2 separate regions of the Mus musculus genome follow, and region 1 is linked to region 2. A link is a loop called in an ENCODE intact Hi-C map of the cell type or tissue named here. Cell type or tissue: heart. All regions are shown on one strand. Each heading gives the region's core, and the rest is flanking DNA. Links, peaks and the distances in the headings are about the cores only. Region 1 holds the start of Gm39922 (a long non-coding RNA gene). Region 2 holds the start of 1810024B03Rik (RIKEN cDNA 1810024B03 gene).

Region 1 (10,336 bases), core at 1,399-9,398, 110 kb before region 2:
CAAGAAGCCTAGTGCTGCTACTTAGCTCACGTTTTTCTTTTCCACTTTTTAAAAAAACTTTTTTTTTTAAGATTTATTTATTTTATATATGTGAGTACACTGTCGCTGTCTTCAGACACACCAGAAGAGGGCATTGGATCCCCATTATAGAAGTTTGTGAGCCACCATGTGGTTGCTGGGAGTTGAACTCAGGACCTCTGGAAGAGCAGTCAGTGCTCTTAACTGCTGAGCCATCTCTCCAGCCGTCCTTTCTATTTTTTGTTTTTTCCAGTTAAGTCTTGCACTTTCTGTGGTTGTCGTCTCAGGCCTTGACTTGCGCAGTGGGTACAGTGTTCCTTCCGCTGCTGCTTCTTGGTCTTAAGCTTCTCCTCTGTTTGGTGAACCGGCGGCCATAGTCTAGGGTCACAGGTCCAGGGCCTTGTATTTCTTGCCCTTGTAGAATTTCCTGAGGTTTTCTTTTTGAGTCTGCTTAATCACAGTAGGACTCGGACAATGGATTTGCAAACGACTCGTATCTTGGAGAGCTTGGACGCAGCTGGGACAATTCTACCTTCAGATCGTCCAGTTGTTTCAATAGCTCCTCCTTTTTGCTGTGCAGGTCCCGAGCCTTAATCTTGACCATTTCGGCGTTGTTAACGGCTGAGGCCGCCTGGTTCGAGAGCCTTTTCTATTTTTTATTCAGCCAGGACTTCAGCCCATTGTGGGCAGAACTACATTCATGATTCTTCCTCAGGGAGAAACTCTCTTAACTCCCTTAAAGTCACACCCAAAAGTGTGACCCTAAGTGATCCCAAATCTAACCAGGCTGACAGGGAAGACCAACCATCTCTCTGTTTTCATTTCTCCTTAATGAGATTGAATCATTTGCTATAACCTGACTTAAAAGGTGACCCTTTCAGAAGCAAAGGGGATGGAGGATGGGGTGAAGAACTTGGAGAGAGGGGCACGGGAAGGGGTGCAACATTTGTGGAATGTAAATAAATAAAAAATGTGATTAAGCGGGGCAGAGGTGGCGCATGCCTTTAATCCCAGCACTTGAAAGGCAGAGGCAGGTAGATATCCGAGTTTGAGGCCAGCCTGCTGTCTGCACAGGCAAGACTTACAAGAATCTATATATGCATATAAATATATATATATACTCATATGCATAAATAATTGGATTCAGTATATTAGAAATCTAAAATATTTTTAAAACATTTTTTGATCTGGAGGGATGGCTGAGCCTTTAAGAACACTGGCTACTCTTCCAGAGGTCTTGAGATGAATTCTCAGCAATTACGTGGTGGCTTACGACCATCTATAAAGAGATCTGGCACTTGGGTGTACAAGCAGACAGCACTCCTACATTAAATGTTTTTTTCTTAGAAAAAAAATTGTGCAGTGTATTTTGATCATGTTTTCCCTCTAACTTCTCCCAGCTCCTCCCACCAAGTCTACCCAACTCCCTCCCCCTCTCCCTCTCTAAAACAAAGACAAAACAACAAACTTTCTTTCTTTTTTTTTTAGATTTTATTTATTATATGTAAGTACACTAACTGTCTTCAGACACATCAGAAGAGGTCATCAGATCACATTACAGATGGTTGTGAGCCACCATTTAGTTGCTGAGATTTGAACTCAGGACCTCTGAAAGAGTAGTCAGTGCTGTTTTGGTTTGGTTTGGTTTGGTTTGGTTTGGTTTTTCCGAGACAGGGTTTCTCTGTGTAGTCCTGGGTGTCCTGGAACTCACTCTGTAGACCAGGCTGGCCTCGAACTCAGAAATCTACCTGCTACTGCCTCCCAAGTGCTGGACTCAAAAGTGTGGCCACCGCTGCCCAGCTCAGTCAGTGCTCTTAACTGCTGAGCCATCCAGCCAGCCAGCCCAATAACAAACTTTTAAATTCTCTCTGGCTGTATTGACTCCTGTTGCTTGTTTGCCTTATTTTACTAACAATATTGAATAAAAAAAGAAAATTTTCAAAAATTTAAATAAAATACTATTTTTTTAAAAAGAAAAGAAACATTTTCCACTTACTCACCTCACTTTCCATCCTTTTATTGATCACTGTACACGCATGCGCCCTGAGGCGAGATGTCCTTTTCTCAGATCACTCTGTTGGGCCCCTTCCCCAGCTTCCCTGGGTGTGATGTTTGTGAGACAGTTCCTTTTCCCACCTCTCTTAGCATTTGTCTTGTCTTGCAGCCAGCCCCCTGGAAGAAGAGAAATTTGGCTTCCCTGCGTTCAGTGGCATTTCTCGCCTGACCTGGCTGGTCTCCCTCTTTGGGGAGCTTTCTCTTATTTCTGCCACCATGGAAAACCGAAAAGAAGATCAATATATGAAAATGACCGTGCAGCTCGAGACCCAGAACAAAAGGTGAGTTGTGAGGAGCAGTAAGAGATTTCTTAACATCCTCAGGCATTCGTCAGGTAACTCTGACGAGGACCCGAAAGACCATTGCCAGGCATTCAGACCCAAGACGGGTGCCTGCTCCTGTCAGGAGAACTACTGCTCATGTTGCCTTTCATCCTTTGTACCCTCTGAGGTATGAAAGAGCAAGGTAAGTCCAGTTGCCATTACATAAATAATGGCTTACAGAAATAAGCCAAGTTGCATGTAATTAAGTTATGTAAGTTATTAGTTTTAAGCTTTATTATTTACTTATTTTTCTATTTATCAAAGAGATAGGATGTCACTGAGTTGTCCAAGCTAATCCCAAACTCCTCGGCTCAGGCAGTCTTTCTGTCTCAGCCCAAGTAGTAGGAAACACACGAGCATCTGCCGTTACTACCATTGAATGTTTTTAGTTATGAGAAAACTGAGGTGCAAGAAACACATTGGTAATCTTTATTGCCTCAGACTGCAACACTCTGTTATCTGGAAGGATATATGAAGTTGTCTTAAATAGACAAAACTTGAATAAATCAAATTTATTTTATCCAGAATTGAAGTAAAATTAGTGAATATGAAGCCCAGGCTGGCCTTCAGTTTACTGTATAGATTGTGCAACACACCTCAAACTCAAGAATTTCCTACTTTAGCTAGACTTACCAATACACCCAGCTTGTTCTGTGAACTTTGCAAAACAGGCATGGGGTCTGCTTTTTGGATAGAGTATGGTCAGCTTTTGTTATCTTCTGATATTCAGTGACGTATTTGCTTGAAATCACAATCAACTAGGCAGTTTGGTGTTTTCTATGGCCAGATATCATAGCTCTGATAGATAGATCGATAGATAGATAGATAGATAGATAGATAGATAGATAGATAGATAGATAGATAGATAGAGGTCAAGGAAGTGAAATAGATACAGAGGTGCTTTGCGATCAACAGGAGAATATTGCTATCCTAGTGGCAAATGGGTGACATGAGATGACACGACGAAATAAAAACTCGGCTATCGTAAGATTAGAAAATAGTCACTGTAGCCTTTGAGTGGTGTGGTGGTACTGAACCATCACCAAGAGGCAGCCTTCCAGGGAAGGTGAAATCACATGAAGTCAGGTGTGAGTACCTACATGTGTTCATATGTGTGTGCTTGCACGTGTGCACATACATGTGGAAGCTGGAAGTTGATGTTGGATGCTATCGTCCTCCTTGACCAGTCTCTATTTACTGAGCCGGGGTCTTTCACTGAGTCCAGACCTTGCAAGTTCCATGAGTCTGGATAGCAGCCTTCCTAGAGTCCTAAGCTCTGGAATTAAGTGGGCTGCCAGCCAGTACCACTTTTGTATGAGATCCCAGCTCTCGCCCTCTGCTTGTACAACAGGCACTGCATGAACTAACCCCCTCTCCAGCTCTGTCCAGTGTCATTTTTAACAGGAGGAATTTTTTTTTCTTATTGTCTTTGCAGTCCATTATCATGGATTGAAGAGAAAGGGCCTGGCTTAAAAAGGAACAGACATATAAGCATCCACTTCAAATCTGGGTCCTTGGAGGAAGTGCCAAATGTAGGAGTCAATAAGAACATTTTCCTGAAAGATCAGGATATATTTATCCAGAAGCTCTTGGGCCAGGTCTCTGCAGAGGACCTGGCTGCTGAGAAGAAGCGCATCCTGCATTGCCTGGAGCTGGCCAGCGACATCCAGAGGCTGTGCCACCGGAAGCAGTGAGGAGGAAGCTTCAGATACCTCTGAAACGGGGCCAGGGTTTGGTCTTATCAACACTTTAGCTCTTACAATAAAATACTCTGGATAAACAGAACGAGAATAGTGTTGATGACTGTGTCGGGGTGATACTTGGTGCTGGGGCCATCCTGTAGGAATAAGGAAAACCTTAGGAGGAGGATATAGCCAATGCTATTTTCATTCTTGTGGAACAGCTTGAAGTCATCCAGGCAGGAAAAAAAGAAAAGAAAAAAGATCTAAAGGTCTACCCATGTCCAAACCACTTACCTTGAGCTGCAATCTATCCTGTAGGAAATGTGTCTGTCCCTCATAGTCAAGGGGTCACTACTAGTTGCTGGTAATCCTGTCTTACTAACCAGTGGGTAACTTGTATGTTAGTGGAGGGAAGGGGCTTTGGTGGAAGGGTGCAAATGATAAAAAAATGACAAGAATATGAAGAACATGGCTACCCCTGTGCACTGCTGGTAGGGTCACTTGAGTTTGTGGGAAGTAAACGTGGGGTAAAGAGACAATGAAGTGGTCTAGAGCAAGCCCTGGCAATAGTGTGCTGTGGCAGCTGGGCCTAGAGGAGAGAGTCCTGGGGAGAGAAATGACTTAGTGTGATATATAAACCAGATATAGGAGACGGTATCGGGCAGCACTGTGCTCCCGAGATTATTATTTAAAAGAATAGCTTGATGAGTTCTTTAGCTCAGGCTGAGCACTCAGAAGTCCACCAGAAAGAGCTGACAGTTTGCCAAGAGAGTGTCCTGGCAGCAGCCCATAGGGATGCGCCTCTGCTGCCTTGGGTTGAGCAGAGTCAGGGACCTGCATCTCTTGCATTTTCTCCACAGCTGACTTTATTTCTTACTGCCTTTTTCTCTTTTCTTTTCTTTTCTTTTCTTTTCTTTTCTTTTCTTTTCTTTGCTTTGCTTTGCTTTGCTTTGCTTTGCTTTGCTTTGCTTTGCTTTGCTTTTCTCTTTTCTTTTCTTTTCTTTTCTTTTCTTTTCTTTTCTTTTCTTTTCTTTTCTTTTCTTTTCTTTTCTTTTCTTTTCTTCCCTTTTCTTCCCTTCCCTTTCCTTTCCTTTCCTTTCCTTTTTTTTATGCGTGCCTTATCTGCATGTACACCTACATGTCAGAAGAGGGCATCAGACACCTTTATAAATTGAGACCCACCTTGTGGTTGCTATGAATTGAACTCGGGACCTCTAGGGGAACAGCTAGTATTCTTAACCCCTGAGTCATCTCACTAGCCGCTTACTGCTTTTTAAAATGAACAGGTTTCATTATAATGTTTTCATACATGTGGATCATAAACTCTGCTCATTTTTTTCTTTTTTTTTAAAGATTCATTTATTTTATGAGTATACTGCACTATCGCTGTCTTCAGACACACCAGAAGAGGGCATCAGATCCCATTACAGATGGTTATGAGTCACCATGTGGTTGCTGGGAATTGAACCCAGGACCTGTGGCAGAGCAGAGTCATCTCTCCAGCCCTGCTCACCTTTTTCACCTTCAAATTAATCTGACATTGGCTACTACCCAAGTGGTTCTCAACCTGTGGGTCTCAACCCTCTTAGAGGTTGCATATCAGATATTTGCATTCTAATTTATAACTAAAAATTACAGTTATGAAGTAACAATGAAATAACTTATGGTTGGGGGTCACCACAACATGAGGAACTGTATTAAAGGGTTGCAGCATTAGGAAGGCTGAGAGCCACTGCTCTACCCTTTCCTACAAGCCTCTTCTGTCCCCAAGGTAGTCAGTCCTCTTACCTTCATGTCTTATATGTATACAAAACAAAACAAAATGTACAATTTGAAGAGAAAAAGAACACTAGGAAATATAATGTCGGAGTTAAGTCTTGGGCTCAGAGAGCCCAAGTTTAAAGAAAGGCCTGATGAGAAATGGAATAGAGAATGGTGTCTCCTAGGAAGACCCCACCCAGCTAAACTTGCAACCAGTTAAAAGGCCTCCTACAGCAAAGGAAAGCTTATTCAACAAAGGAAAGCATCCAGGAATCAAAGCTTATACAAATGTATGGAAGGTGGCAGCTCCATCCCAAGCAGGAAGCAGGATTTGGCAGCTTCAGCAACTTGGACCTGCTTCAGTCAAGAAGGATGCAGCAGTGAGCAAACAGGCTGTGGTTTCTTCCTCCACTATAAAGGAAAGCTGGTGACACCAGGCTGTGGCCAGGGAGTTCCTGCATGGAGGAGTGGAGAAGCCATCACATGAAACTGAAAATGAAGCCTGGATTGTGTTGGAGACCCTAAGATCTTGAAGATGCCAGAGCTGTGGGATACTGTCAATCCCACTGGGTGAGAATAAGACCACTACCACAGCTTTGAGCCAAATTTGAAGCAAGCTTTAATTAAATATTGGCTGATGGACTCTGGTTAGATCCATTCTGGGGTTCCTAGAAAATGGCCAGGAGTTATACTGGCAACTTATAAGGCTATATACACCCCCCACTGGCTTCATCCAATAGGAGACAAGCATACTTCCTGATGTACTTCCAGCCTAAGTGTGATCGAGTATGTCCACTGCACCTGGGTCAACCAAACTTGTTAGGGAAGTGAAAATGTATGACTTATCTCATATGAACAACAGCCCCCAGCGTCTCAGGAAGTATCTGTCCTTGGGCAAGGGACTTACAGGTTGGAGGCATTTTTGTTTTATGGATCTCACAATACCTGCCCAGGAGAGCTACAGCCCAAGTAGAAGCAGCTCAAGAGAGAGAAGTGTGTTGTAAGGATGAAAGGAACAGAAGAACTCATGAGCATCCTGACAGCAGACGTGGTGATGCAGAGTTTGGAGTTCGTCCTGCTGGGTCTGGCTTGCTTTGGTCCAGTGTTTCCTCCTATCGTCCCTTCCTACCTTTTGGTATAGTAATGCATATTCTGTGCCATTATATGCTGGAATTATGTAATTTCCTTTTTTTAGTTTACAGGGGTTAAAATTAAGACATTGCCTTGAGTCTCAGAGGAGACTTTCAGATTTTTTTTGTTTGTTTGCTTTTGTTTTTTGAGACAGGGTTTCTCTGTATAGCCCTGGCTGTCCTGGAACTCACTTTGTAGACCAGGCTGGCCTCGAACTCAGAAATCTGCCTGCCTCTGCCTCCCGAGTGCTGGGATTAAAGGTGTGCGCCACCATGCCCGGCTGACTTTCAGATTTTTAAGCAATGTTGAGACCTATGATAGACTATAGGGACTTTTAAGTTAGATTGAATGCATTTTACATTATGATATGGCTCAAGCCCATGGGACCCAAGGAATGAAATGTGATGGTTTAAATAAAAGTGACCCCTATACGCTCATATGTCTTGAATGCTTGGACCATGATTGGTCAAACTTTTGGGAAGATTAGGAAGTGTGGCCTTGTGTCTTCTTGTAGCATTCAAATCTACTGGGAAAGACCAAAGATTTATACTCAATTCAAATGTAGATTAATGAATTTATTCTTGCTGCTAAAAGCAGGACAACCAGTCTTAGAGCCAAAGAGCATGCTGTGTAGAAGGGTAAGATGGGGTTTTCAAAGTGGACATCAGAAAGGTATGTGTTACAATTATCCACAGAATCACAGCTGGACAGGAAAACTGCTTAACTTCCCTCAGTTGTTGCTTTCTTCCGATACATAGTAATAAAAAGTCTATTTCATTCTTTCCCCACAGTGGTAAGCAAGCTTTACAGAAGTGAAGGCGACTCTTAATACCTCACAGCCCCTTGCCCTATTTAAGATAAGAGCCACTAGGATCTCCCAGCCCTCCCAGAGCAACAGGTCAATAGCCCTTAAAGAATGCCTAGCTCCATATTACGTTTCTTTTGTTTTTATTTATTTATTTATTTATTTATTTATTTATTTATTTATTTATTTTCGAGGCAGGGTTTCTATGTATAGCCCTAGCTGTCCTGGAACTCACTCTGAAGACCAGGCTGGCCTCAAACTCAGAAATCCGCCTCCCTTTGTCTCCCAAGTGCTGGGATCAAAGGTGTGCGCCACCACCACCCGGCCCATATTATATTTCTTTAGCCATCACATTACCCAGGTCTGAGCAAGCTAATGTCTAGGATAGAGCAGTTCATTTTTAGGCAGGCAATAACTATCAGGTTAGGGCTGGCTCTTACATCCCCACATTGTCACTGGGTGTGGGCTTTGAGGTTTGATAGACTATGGAGACTTCTGAAGTTAGACTGAATGCATTTGCATTATGATATGGCTACAAGGCCACTGAGGACAAGGAATGGATCCACCCCAGATCCAGTCTCAGTCTCCATACTTTTAGACCCAATGCTAGGTTGGCAGAGTTCTGAGTTTAAGGCCAGCCTGATCTAAAGAATTCCAAAACAGCTAGCGCAGAGACCCAAAAAGATACAAGTTTCCTTGGTCATGGTGTCTTCATAGCAATAGAATAGTAACTAAGACAGTGACTGTGATGGTTTGTATATTCTTGGGCTAGGGAGTGGCACCATTTGGAGGTGTGGCCTTGTTCGAATAGGTGTGACCTGGTTGGAATGGGTGTGTCACTGTGGGTGTGGGCTTAAGATCCTCACCCTAGTAGCCTGGAAGTCAGTCTTCCACTAGCAGCCTTTGGATGAAGACATAGAACTCTCAGCTCTGCCTGTGCCATGCCTGCCTGGATACTGCCATGCTCCCACTTTGGTGATAATGGACTGAACCTCTGAACCTGTAAGCCAGCCCCAAGTAAATGTTTGTTTGTTTGTTTGTTTTTTATAAGACTTGACTTGGTCATGGTGTCTGTTCACAGCAGTAAAACCCTAAGACAGTGACCATGGAGAATTGATGTTGGGAGGGCATCCTGACAGGCAGTACAGAGGTTCTAAGGTGTTATAACCCAGAGATGGGAGCCTGTGGCTGGTACTTGTTCTGCACCCACAGGAAGCTGGGGTCGGACACATGGGGCCCAGCCTCCTAGGACCTTCTCAACCCAGATAGTGTAGGCTTTTCTTCTTCTTCAAACTGAGGATGCAGATACTTTAGACATGACTAGAGTTGTGTTTTAAGATGGTGGCTGTAACTGGAGTATAAATATGGAAGTCAGGAAAGATAGCTGGTGGTGACTGTGAATGGAGAGATTAAAGTGTGTGGACAATGGCAAGAGCAATAGTCAGGAGTGACACTGGGAAGTAGTTTAGGTCCTGCGTGAATGCTGGACCATCCCAAGGCAGCTCCAGGGTGAGAGACACAGGAGTGCTGGGATCCTCCCAGTGTAGAATTCATCAAGTAGGAGAGGGCCACATGGGGAGAAGGCATCGGAATGCCAACTTAATCTAAAACTGCCCTCTGCTCATTAAGATATGCAGCTCTACCTGCACACTTATATTTAAGAAGTGTCCTTGTCTCTTGAGTTGTTTTAAATGTATTATAAGTGAGTGTTTGACTTGTGTGTTATATCCTATATACCGATTGTAAAAATGTCTTGGACAAAAAGGTACCATAAATGGGAGAAACATAAGATGTCCTGCTATAGAGAAGTGATAGCTGAGGAGAAGAAGGCTTGGCCAATCAAAGCGAGAGACTAAAAGCTGAGCCAGGACTGGTACCTCCTGATGTGGGAAACACTCGCCCACTGCACAGGGCCAGACTGCTCCTACGAAATTATATTCATAATCTCCGAAACCTTGTGATGGAGCAGAGGAAAGCAGACACTACTTTGAACATGATTTAGAAAGCATGTTAGGGGGTGTGGTTCTTTCCCTTGCACTGAGAGGAGGGAGGTTCATGGTACCTGACTCATGTGCCCTGCCACACATAAACAGGACAACTGCTAGAGACTGCTGGAGCTGCCTGAAGTGAGCAGGAGCAGCAGGGAGGCCCTGTAAGTGGTCATCCATGCTCGGGCAGGCTCAGGAGGTAGCTGCCTTTGTCACTCATGCTCCCATCAGCGGACACTCACTGCTTCACCAAGCTGGACACTATTTCTTTGTCTAGCATCTGGATGAACAGGAAGCCACAGAGGAAGGAACTGCCCTTTGTTTGGGCTTAGAGCAATTTATAAGTAAGAATTACCAATTGCACCAGGCGTGGTGGCGCATGCCTTTAATTCCAGCACTCTGGAGGCAGAGGCAGGCGGATTTCTGAGTTCGAGGCCAGCCTGGTCTACAAAGTGAATTCCAGGACAGCCAGGGCTACACAGAGAAATCCTGTTTTGAAAAACAAAAAGAATTACCAATTGCACTCTTGCTTCTTGTCCATCATCCCAGGTGCTGACCAGGACAATGAGTGAC
Region 2 (10,336 bases), core at 993-8,992:
TGGTGATGCTTGCATCTATGGTTCCTGACTTTCTTCCTAGGTTTTCTATCTCTAGAGTTGTCTCCCTTTGTGATTTCTCTTTTGTCTCTACTTCCATTTTAGATCCTGAATGGTTTTGTTCAACTCTTTCACCTGTTTGGATATATTTTCTTATAATTCTTTAAGGGATTTTTTGGTTTCCTTTTTAAGGGCTTCTACCTGTTTACCTGTGTTTTTCCTCTATTTCTTTAAGTGAGTTATTTATGTCTTTCTTATAGTTTTCCATCATCATCATGAGAAGTGATTTTAGATCCATATCTTGCTTTTCTGGTGTGATGGTGAATCCAGGACTTGCTATGGTGGGAGAGTTGGGTTCTGATGATGCCAAGTAACCTTGGTTTCTGTTGCTTCTCTTCTTAGGCTTGCCTCCCGCCATCAGATTATCTCAAGTGCTCCCTTATCTTTTGGAGACACAACACAGATTTCTATTCACACCAGATAGGGAGACTAGGACAGAACAAAGTGCAGAGCAGCAGAGTTGAACTTGGTAAACTATACATTTCATTGGGGTTACTTAGAGAATTATGGGTGAGAGGTTACTTACAGAAGCAGAAATGACTCGAAGACAGAGGCATCAGCAAAGTCCACCCAACACAAGTGACATCTCACAAAAGCTGGGAAATGGGAGCATACTTACAGGCTACAGATTCCTCCACAAATTGGAGAGTTTTGGGGGGTAGCTCAGTTGGTTGGAGCACGTCCTTTTCAAGTGACTCAATTGGTCTGTATATCTTCTAGGCACTTTGGCTGCTTTCTGCTTCTTCTTGGCAGTTAGTCTGGTCTGAAAGTCTCCTTTGCAGCTGGCTTTGTCTGAGAATCTTCATTGTAGCTCTGCTTCCCTAAAGAAACTCTCAGCAGCCACTATTGTTTACTCTTGAGAGGGTGCCCTAGTGTATCTGGTCAGTTTCAGGGACTTCCTGGAGCTACTTTGAACTGTGTAACTTCTGGATAAGGAGCTTCCCTGTAGGATGTAAGGTATTGGTCTCCTAGAGCACTCCACCCTGATCCTGCAGCTCTTACATTCTTTCTACCACCTCTTCTGTAATGGTCCCTGAGGCCTTGCAAGGGGTGACTTCCATATCTGTTGTATCTAAGAATTAGGGATGCCTTATGTATCTTACATGTGTTGAGTCTGAAAATTAGGCCACAGAACCACAACAGTCACTTGATCACATGAGCTTCAATGGTGCTCATGAGTTGATGCTGACATCTTCTATGATCTATGACATAAAACCAAGTTGTTTATAAGGAAATTTGACAGGCACACATAATACCATCTAATAAAACAAAAGAAGTCTAGGGGTCTGCAACCCTATAGGTGGAACAACAATATGAACTAACCAGTACCTCCAGAGCTCATGTCTCTAGCTACATATGTAGCAGAAGATGGCCTAGTCAGCCATCATTGGGAAGAGAGGCCCCTTGGTATTGCAAACTTTATATGCCCCAGTACAGGGGAACGCCAGGGCCAAGAAGTGGGAGTGGGCGGGTAGGAGAGTGGGGGGTGGGGAAGGGTATGGGGGACTTTTGGGATAGCGTTTTAAATGTAAATGAAGAACATACCTAATAAAATATATTTAAAAAAAATAGAAGTTGCTTCCCCATTGTGACCACCCCATCTAGAGGTTTTTGTTCAAGCCAGATATGAACTCCCTCCTGTGGAGTGGGCCTTAAATCCAATCAGAAAGCTATTAGTCTTACCCATAACAGCCTCACTACTACTGAATGAGGGGAACATTCTTCTCATTTCTGTCTGGAATGTCAGTGTGTTAGCAATCAGGGTCCATAGGTAAGCAGGAATGTGGGTGACAGTTCTTTACCAGCAACCTTCATGGTATCCTCTGACACTATGATACAGTCCAGCAAGGTGGGAGCTTCTAGTTCTGTTCCAGCTTAATTGAAGCAAGTCCTATATGGTGAAGGTCAGGCCAAAGCACCGTCTTCAGCAAGCAGCAAGCACAGTCTTACTTTCTAGTTCTGGCATACAACCAGCAAGTATAGCAATAGAATTTATGGTTTGTGGGGGCTCTAGGGTTTCCACAGCCATCAACTCTCAGGTAGGCAGCCCATCCATGCAGTGGGGTTTTCATTTAGTTACCATGAGCCTTCTGGAAGTATCACTGTTCACACAAGTAGGCTCCCTTTTGTACCTTTTCCTTTCAATTATGCCCCTGGTAGGACTCTGAAGTAGGCAGAAGTACCATTGTACCTGGGTGTCTCTCTAATGGCTTGTCAAATCTGCAAAACACTCGAAGCTGAGCATTGTGTTATCCATGTAACAAAACTTTTATCAGAGACTGGACAGTACACAGCAATGTCCTAAAGCACCACCCCATAACAAATGGTGGGATTACAAAGATGATGCAATTGAAGCACTCAAAAAGTCTGTTTCATCTGTTTTATGCAAGTGTCAGGTGATCCCAGATGTTCACAATTAAGAAGATACTAAAGTTGAACATAAGCAATATCAAACACAGCATGGAATGAATTCATCTGTTTGTATCAATATCAATTCCTCCACAGTTCAAGGTGGGTACAAAACATGGAGAAAATCTAACTTAATTAGCTTAAACAATTCTCAGTCGTTTTCTTTGAGTTGTTATGTTCTTGTATCTTGGAGCTCCTGGATGGAGTCTTCATACATTTCTCTATCCATGACCAACTCGCTGGATCTGAGTTGATGTGAATAGACCTACTTGGGACCAAAGGGACACATGGCCTTGCTCTTGCCTGATGCACCTGCTAGATCCCTAGGCCTGGAGAGTGCAGGGTTGTCACTGTAGCTGTTGCTATAGCTTGAGCTTCACCATTCAACAAATTTGATTGAGAGTCTATAGCATGAACTTTTTCTAAAAAGAAATATACTTAGTCTTCAGGAATATTCACCTACCTACCTCTAGCTTGATCATCTTCACCTGAATTCTTTTATCACAGATGCCCTCTGCCAACCATTCCTCATGCTTTAAAGCCTTCCAGAAGCCCTTTAGCACAAAATTTGGATTTTCAGCAATGTTTTTCTTAGGAACTCTGGCTAACATAAAGCATTCCAGGTTTATCTCTAAGTAACTCAGACAGACCTCTTCCTCTGCTTTACCATACTCTTAGTTCGTCGGTGGCCAGGGGGTGGGGGTGGGGCTTTCTCACTTTACAGATACTGTTTCCTTGATGGTCACTCTGACCTGCAAAAGCCTTTTCTACAATATAAAGTTCTTACCCCCACCAAACTGCTCCTCACGGTTCTTAAAGTTCTTTACTGACCTGGATATTTGCTGGGTCAAACTTTGCTTAGCTCTTCACGTGAATGTTCTTTTATCTGTCCTCGTGAACTGGGGTTCAAATATAGTGTCTCTTATTCTAAGTTCCCTCAGAACTCAGATCTCCTGTTCCTGCTTCGCTGGTCTTCCAGCCCCTGCCATTTAGGGGGCCTTCAGATGGAGTTAGCCATGTGTTACTATTGGCTGTGATATGCCAATCTATTAGGCATGTACTTCCCTCAGACAGTCTCGGGTCATGCATTCTGACCCTTAATGAAGGATGGGAAGTTGTGTTTCTCAGTTTTCCTCCTTTCACAGCTGTCAGACTGATTCCATTTGATTTCTTTCTTGTCCCAAAGCCCCATGAGCTAGATTGCACCAGGCTCTTTTATTGCTAATTTAAAAGCTTTCCCTAATTCCTGAAGTTTAAGTGCTGAATATTTCCTGATAACCCTAGGTTCTTGTAAGAGGCCAACAGTAAGGCCCTTCCTGCTTTTTTTATTACAGATTTTTCTCTCCTTTCCCACCAAAGTTTGGACTTGAAGGGCATATTCTATTTCTCTTATCACCTTTATCTCAACTGTTCTTTTCCTCATTTTGTTGGCCAAACCAGAGGTTTAGATGAGGAGGATGCTAGCCATATCTCCCTTTTCCTATTTCAGTACATTCTTTAAACAAATGACCCTCACGATCATATCTGGTGGATGTGATATGGTGTTTCTTATACTAAATAAGTTTTCCTAGAGGTGTCCAGTTCCACACACAGTATGAAGTTTTTCCACTAACACCCTGAATCTTATAGTTGCCCTATATATATTTTGGCTACTCCACAACTTCCATTTGAATTGATGGAGAACCCAAAAGTTAAATGGCAGATTTTCTTCAGAATTCTATTTATCTGAGTCACATCTACAAAATGGTATAGGACCTAACTAATTAGTTATGTATATTGGAAGACACAGAGTCCCAAAATCATGTAAGTACTAGGAAACGTGAATGTGCCTTCATCAAGGAAACACCAGCCATTTCCTCAGAAGAAATCCCGAGAGAAGATCTACAAAATAGCATTAGAAATATTTTTAATCGCGTACCAAATCCAAGAATAAAAGCTTCTTTAAAGCAATGAAAATATGGCCATGGGTCGGATGCAGCAGGTTAGGTAGTGTGGTTGCGGTGGTGGAATTTGCTGAGCATTTCCTAGACCTCAGTAGGCATATCGGTGGCTTTTCCCAAGGTTGCCAAGACCCGGCAGCGAGAACACAAGAGAACGAAGCCAGCCTGGCTTTTGAAAACACCTGGGTTCTGGAAAAAAAGAAAGATTACAAACTTCGAGCAAATGACCATCATAAAAAACAAGATTTCTTCACAATTCTCTGGAAGAAGGCTCTTGAAAAAATTTCAGAAGAATTCTACATTAAAGTGACTCCGGCCAAAATCCAGGATGGAGTTCGTATTTTTAAAGAGAGCAAGGAAGAAGTAACAGCTGAGCAGCTAAGCTGATGAGAACTCAGAACATCAAGTACATAGAGAGGAAAAGGATTGCAGAAGCAAAGAAAATTGAAAGACTGAAATCAGAGCGCCATCTGCTGGATTTCCAGGGAGAAGCAGCAGAATAAGCACCCCCTTCCCTTCCCCTCTTCATCTCAAATGCTGGGATTAAAGGCCTGTCCCACCACCACCCAGCTGAAAATGTAACTTTTAAAGATAAAAAAAAGTTATATGTAAGAGAACTCAAGGCTCATTCTAGATTCCCTCCAGTGGCTTCCCAGAAGACAGGTAACTAGTGAGCAAGAGTGGACACTGATAACCTCATCAAATTACAAATGACACCACATCAGAGTCCCTTCCGCCTGGATGGAAAGGACTCCTTCAGGTACTTCTAACCACTTGTTCTGCAAAACTTCAAGAGCTAAATCTTAGATTTATATTTCTCAACTCAAACTTTTACCCACTTCTGAGGACACACTCAAATGGACTCCAGGAGAGCTGAGTAAATCTCATCTTCTATCACAGTGGTGAGTGAACACCATACACACAGAACTCAAACCATCCTCACAATATTTATACCTCTCTCTTCCCATACCTCTAAAACCCTTTTAGATTTATATATATATTTTTAAATTGTCTAAGTTACCTGGAGTTTTCCTTCGTGTGTTTCCTAAATGATAAGAAATCTAAAGGTGCTCACTGCATCAGAGGCCACAGAAAAATGAAACGGGAGAACTGATTTCATAGAGTTGTCCTCTGATCACTACACGTACACCGTGGCACTTGCACCCCACCACACAAGTCACCCTGTCTTGCACAAATCATACATATATACACCCATTAAATTTAAATAACAGTAATCTTAATTTTAGTGAAACTACATATGAGGAAGATATTATCTCTCACCATGCTTTTGTTGTAGTTACTTGCTTATCTACATGTTTTTCCTTAAACTAACTCTCCAACCTTAAATAATGAAAAAAAAAATAGGGCTGGAAAGATGGCTCTGCTGTTACGAGCATTTGTCGCTCCTGCAGAGTACCTAGGCCCAATTCCCAGCACCCACATGGCAGTTGACAACTATAACTCTAGTTACAGGGGCCCTGGTGCCCCTTTGTGACCTCCCCACACAACAGAAAATACAAGTAAATATTTTAAAAATAGAGGCTGGTGAGATGGCTCAGTGGGTAAGAGCACCCGACTGCTCTTCCAAAGGTCTGGAGTTCAAATCCCAGCAACCACATGGTGGCTCACAACCATCTGTAATGAGATCTGACGCCCTCTTCTGGAGTGTCTGAAGACAGCTACAGTGTATTTACATATAATAAATAAATAAATAAATATTTTAAAAAATATATTTTAAAAATATTATCCAAAGGGGATAAAGAGGTGGCTCAATGGTTAAGATCACTGACTGCTCTTCCAGAGGTCCTGAGTTCAATTCCCAGCAACCACATAGTAGCTCACAACCATCTGTAATAGGATCTGGTGCCCCCTTCTGGTGTGTCTGAAGAGAGCGATGTTTGCAGTTACGTAGAATAAATAAATAAATAGAAAAAAATTATAATTTTTAAAGTTATTCAAGACTGTCAACACTTTCATAAAATAATTCTCTTATTTTCAGTATAACATTCAGTTTTTAAATTGACAAGGGCACTGGGCGTGGTGGCGCACACCTTTAATCCCAGCACTTGGGAGGCAGAGGCAGGCAGATTTCTGAGTTCGAGGCCAGCCTGGTCTACAAAGTGAGTTCCAGGACAGCCAAGGCTACACAGAGAAACCCTGTCTCGAAAAACCAAAAAAAAAAAAAAAAAAATTGACAAGGGCTTATTTTATATCTTCCAAGTGGAACTCCATTTGGGAAGGTAACTATATTTGAAATGCAAATTCTTAGACCCCCTAAACGATAAAACTTCTTCCTACTAATAAAGAAGAAAAAAAGTAAATGAGTCCAACCTAGGGTTACTATGCTGCTCTTACTGTTAAATATGATAAGGTACAGCTTGTCACAACCATCCATAGCTGCAGCCACGGTGTTTATGAGTTGGAGGCAGGGGGATCAAGAGTGCAAGAGAAGTCTCTGGATAGCAAGTTTGAAGCCTGCCTGGACTCCAGGAGATCTTTTCTCAAAAACCAGATAAGGGCTAGAGAGATGGCTTAATGGTTATGAACACTGGCTGCTCTTTGAGAAGACCTGGGTTCCAACCCCTCCACACACATGGCAACTCACAACCTATCTGCAGCTCCAGTCTCAGGGGATCTGACACCCTCTTTTGGACTTCGTGGAAGTCTGCATGTAATGATACACAAACATACATGTAGCCCAAACACCTATCTACATAGAATAAAATGTAAATGATAAACCAAACAATAAAAAAAAATTGCCAGCAAAATGGCTGGGTGGATTAGGACACAGACTTAAGGTTCACTCGTGCTTATTAAATATCAAGGGAAAGCAGAACTCACTGTTTTGCTTTCAGTGTTGTGTAGAGAATTATGAAAAGACTAAATACCACCTTTACATAAAAGGTACCACTACTGCTGAATAAAACTGAATAGTAATTCCATACATATTATTTATTTTTCATATATTTCTTTAGTAAAACATTCGTGTCACATTGAGGAGGACAAAGTTATACATATGCTGTAATCCGCACACCTAAAGTCCTGACAGGCTGTGACAAAAGATTGGGCACAAATAGTTCTTCCTCTACCGTCAGTCAGCTGACACAGGGGAGAGTCTTGCGGAAAGGGGTTTGGGGTAGAAATCCAGTCGGTTACTAGAACTAGGTACATGCTAACTTGCTTTTTTTTTTTTTTTTTTTTTTTTTGTCTTTTTGTTGTTGTTTTGGTTTTTTGTTTGTTTTGTTTTGTTTTTCGAGACAAGGTTTCTCTGTGTAGCTCTGGCTGTCCTGGAACTCACTTTGTAGACCAGGCTGGCCTCGAACTCAGAAATCCACTACCTCTGCCTCCCGAGTGCTGGGATTAAAGGAATGCGCCACCATGCCTGTCTTGCTAACTTGCTTGAACCTTCAGCTTCCTTATCCCTTAGTTTCCGTTTGCCTGCATGTCTGCCTGCCTCACAGGATGGCTGGTATGAGAAACCAAAAGAATTACAGAAAGGGACTTTCAACATACGCTTAGGGGTTGGGCCTTGGCTCTGTCGCAGGTAGAGATGCCTGGAACCACAATTTGCACGCGCGTGTGTCTCGTCGGTCAATGGAATCCTTGACCCGGATGTACTACTGTACATCTCCGCAAACCCCGCCCAGAAGCAGTGGTTAGTAACCGGAAAGTCTCACGTTTAGCGGGCGTCCCGGAAGCGGAAGCAAGTCCGTTTCTTTTCTCCGTCCCTTACGTTCGTCCTGCGTTGTACCTGTTGTGCCAGGGCGGTTCGCTGAAGCGGTTCGGAGCGTGAAGAAGAGTGGAACCCTGAGTTCCCGGAGCATCAGCAGCCATGGCGGATGTGACTGCCCGCAGTTTGCAGTACGAGTACAAGGCGGTGCGTGTGGTCTCGAAGGACCGGTGCAGACAGGGGAGGTCGTGGACAGCCACGGACACTTGAGCGGGAGATCAGAGCTGGGTGAAGGATGGATTAAAACACGAAGGAAAAACCCCGTGGAATTTGGGGCGCTTGAGAATTTAGGAGTTGGGTTTTCCCCAGCCCCCTCAGCGCTAAACTCGCACCTTCTTCTCTTTACCCGCAATGTGCCCAACATTTTACCCAAATGTGGGCTGTTGTGGATGCTCTTAGGAGCGCTGGTCGTTCACCTTCTCAGACAGCAATAGTGCTCGCGCATCGTGTAATGCTATGTTATTTCTTCTTAAGAGCATGATTTTTTTTTTATTCCACTGTTTTCCCATCATCTGCTGTCACTGTAATAACAGGATTCAAAACTATACATATCAAAGTTTTGATAAAGTATGATCTTTTCAGAACTCAAATCTTGTGCTCCAAGCTGACCGCTCTCTCATTGACCGGACCCGCCGGGATGAACCGACGGGAGAGGTTCTGTCCCTGGTTGGGAAGTTGGAGGGAACCCGAATGGGAGATAAGGCTCAACGGACCAAACCACAGATGCAGGAAGAAAGACGGGCCAAGTAAGTACTAAGGGGATGCTGGATGCTATTTTTCCATCTAATGTAAAGCCCATCTTTAGCATTAGAGCAGTAGTTTTACTCAAGTTTATATGGAAGATGAGTGGTGTGTGCACAACAACCAAGGTTTAGAGCTTCTTTGGATTTAGGTGTAATGAAGTGGAACAAAATCTATTGATACCTTTTACTGACTCGTTTCTGATTCATAGATGTTAATTTTCTTCCGGTTATCTTTTTAAAAGATCTGTTTTATTTTTAATTACGTGCATGTGTATGTTCGTGTGGGTTTGTGCACACGTATGCAGATGCCTGTGTGGAGGCCAGAGAGGGTTTGAGAGTCCCTGGAGCTAGAGTTACAGGAGGTTTTGAGTTACCCAGTGTGGGGCTAAGAACTGAACTTGGGTCCTCTTGGAAAGCAGTACTGGGGTGAACAACTCGACTCTTCTCTCCAGCCCCATCCCCGACTGTTTTCAGGACTTGAGTTAATCTCCTCTCTGTAATTCACCTCCACCATGTTGTTACAAGCTTCTCTCCCCAACCCTTCTCTCCTTTTGTTGCCCAGCACTTCCTGATGATTTCTGTTGTCTTTTCATGTTGGTGGGTTCATTTCAAAAGTTAAATACTACTTACTTTATTTTGCCTGCCTTGCTTTTCTTTTCTCTTCTTCTCTTTTCTTTTCTCTTCTTTTCTTTCTTCAGAACAGAGTATCTTGCTCTGTAGACCAGGCTGGCCTTAAACTCAGAGATCCACCAGCCTCTGTTTCCTGAGCACTGGGATTGGAATTAAAAGTCCTGTGCCACCACCTCCCGGAAAATTGTGTTTTCTTTCCCCTCCGTCCCTCTCTCTCTCCCCTTTTAAAAAATATTTATTTTATGTATATGAGTACACTATAGCTCATCTTCAGACTGTAGCTGCCTTCAGACATGAAGAAGGCACCTCAGAAGAGGTCATCGAATCCCATTACAGATGGTTGTGAGCTACCACGTGTTTGCTAAGAGTTGAGCTCAGGACCTCTGGAAGAACAGTTAGTGCTCTTAACCGCTGGGCCATCTCTCCAGCCCTCTCCTCTCTCTTACTATGGAGTCTTAACAATCCCCAGGCCCTGTTTGATTTGAGTGCTTATGTTTTAGAAGAGCTTAATTATTGTTCCTTGGTCCTTCAGTTTTCAGAGTCTGACGTCTTTTCTAGTTGTTTATTGGGAGTCATTAAGAGTAAATTCCACTGGAGCCTAGTTTCTCTCACTCCTAAAAAGTGATGGATGCATCTAAGGTTAAAAAAAAAGTCTAAATCATATTATAAAATCTCATATGGATATAAAAAGATGTACATTTTAAGATAATGGAGACTGTATCTCATTGTAACAGCATATCAGAAGATGGCACATTTTCTTTCTATAAATCTGTCCCATAAAGAAGTGCTTCTTCAAATCACTAAGGTCTGGTAGGAGTTAATCATTT

The links. Hi-C counts contacts between places; a loop is a spot of excess contacts. Peaks named below come from ENCODE experiments on the same cell type or tissue, not always from the same donor. Only the 100,000 strongest peaks of a DNase experiment are listed, where the experiment ranks them.
Region 1: it touches region 2 in a loop (2.5-fold over the local background); 10 of 42 quality-filtered maps call a loop at or near these places.

Annotation. Positions count from the first base shown.
Region 1 is chr2:127,092,904-127,103,239 of GRCm38, forward strand. Blvra (biliverdin reductase A) reads left to right here. Exons shown (of 8, transcript NM_026678.4): 7 at 2,183-2,354; 8 at 3,832-4,181. The coding sequence ends at 4,090. Gm39922 (a long non-coding RNA gene) reads left to right here and starts at 5,754. Exons shown (of 2, transcript XR_866703.1): 1 at 5,754-6,974; 2 at 10,313-10,336. It also overlaps the pseudogene Gm31414. In heart, for the core only: a CTCF peak has its summit at 5,225 (motif pointing right); no DNase peak of the experiment used is centred there.
Region 2 is chr2:127,200,256-127,210,591 of GRCm38, forward strand. It overlaps 1810024B03Rik (RIKEN cDNA 1810024B03 gene), which reads right to left and starts at 8,025. Exons shown (of 2, transcript NM_198630.2): 1 at 7,920-8,025. It overlaps Snrnp200 (small nuclear ribonucleoprotein 200 (U5)), which reads left to right and starts at 8,131. Exons shown (of 45, transcript NM_177214.5): 1 at 8,131-8,283; 2 at 8,719-8,882. The coding sequence starts at 8,239. In heart, for the core only: CTCF peaks have their summits at 4,886 (motif pointing left) and 6,285 (motif pointing left); a DNase peak (open chromatin) is centred at 8,046; H3K4me3 peaks cover 1,674 bases; H3K27ac peaks cover 1,325 bases.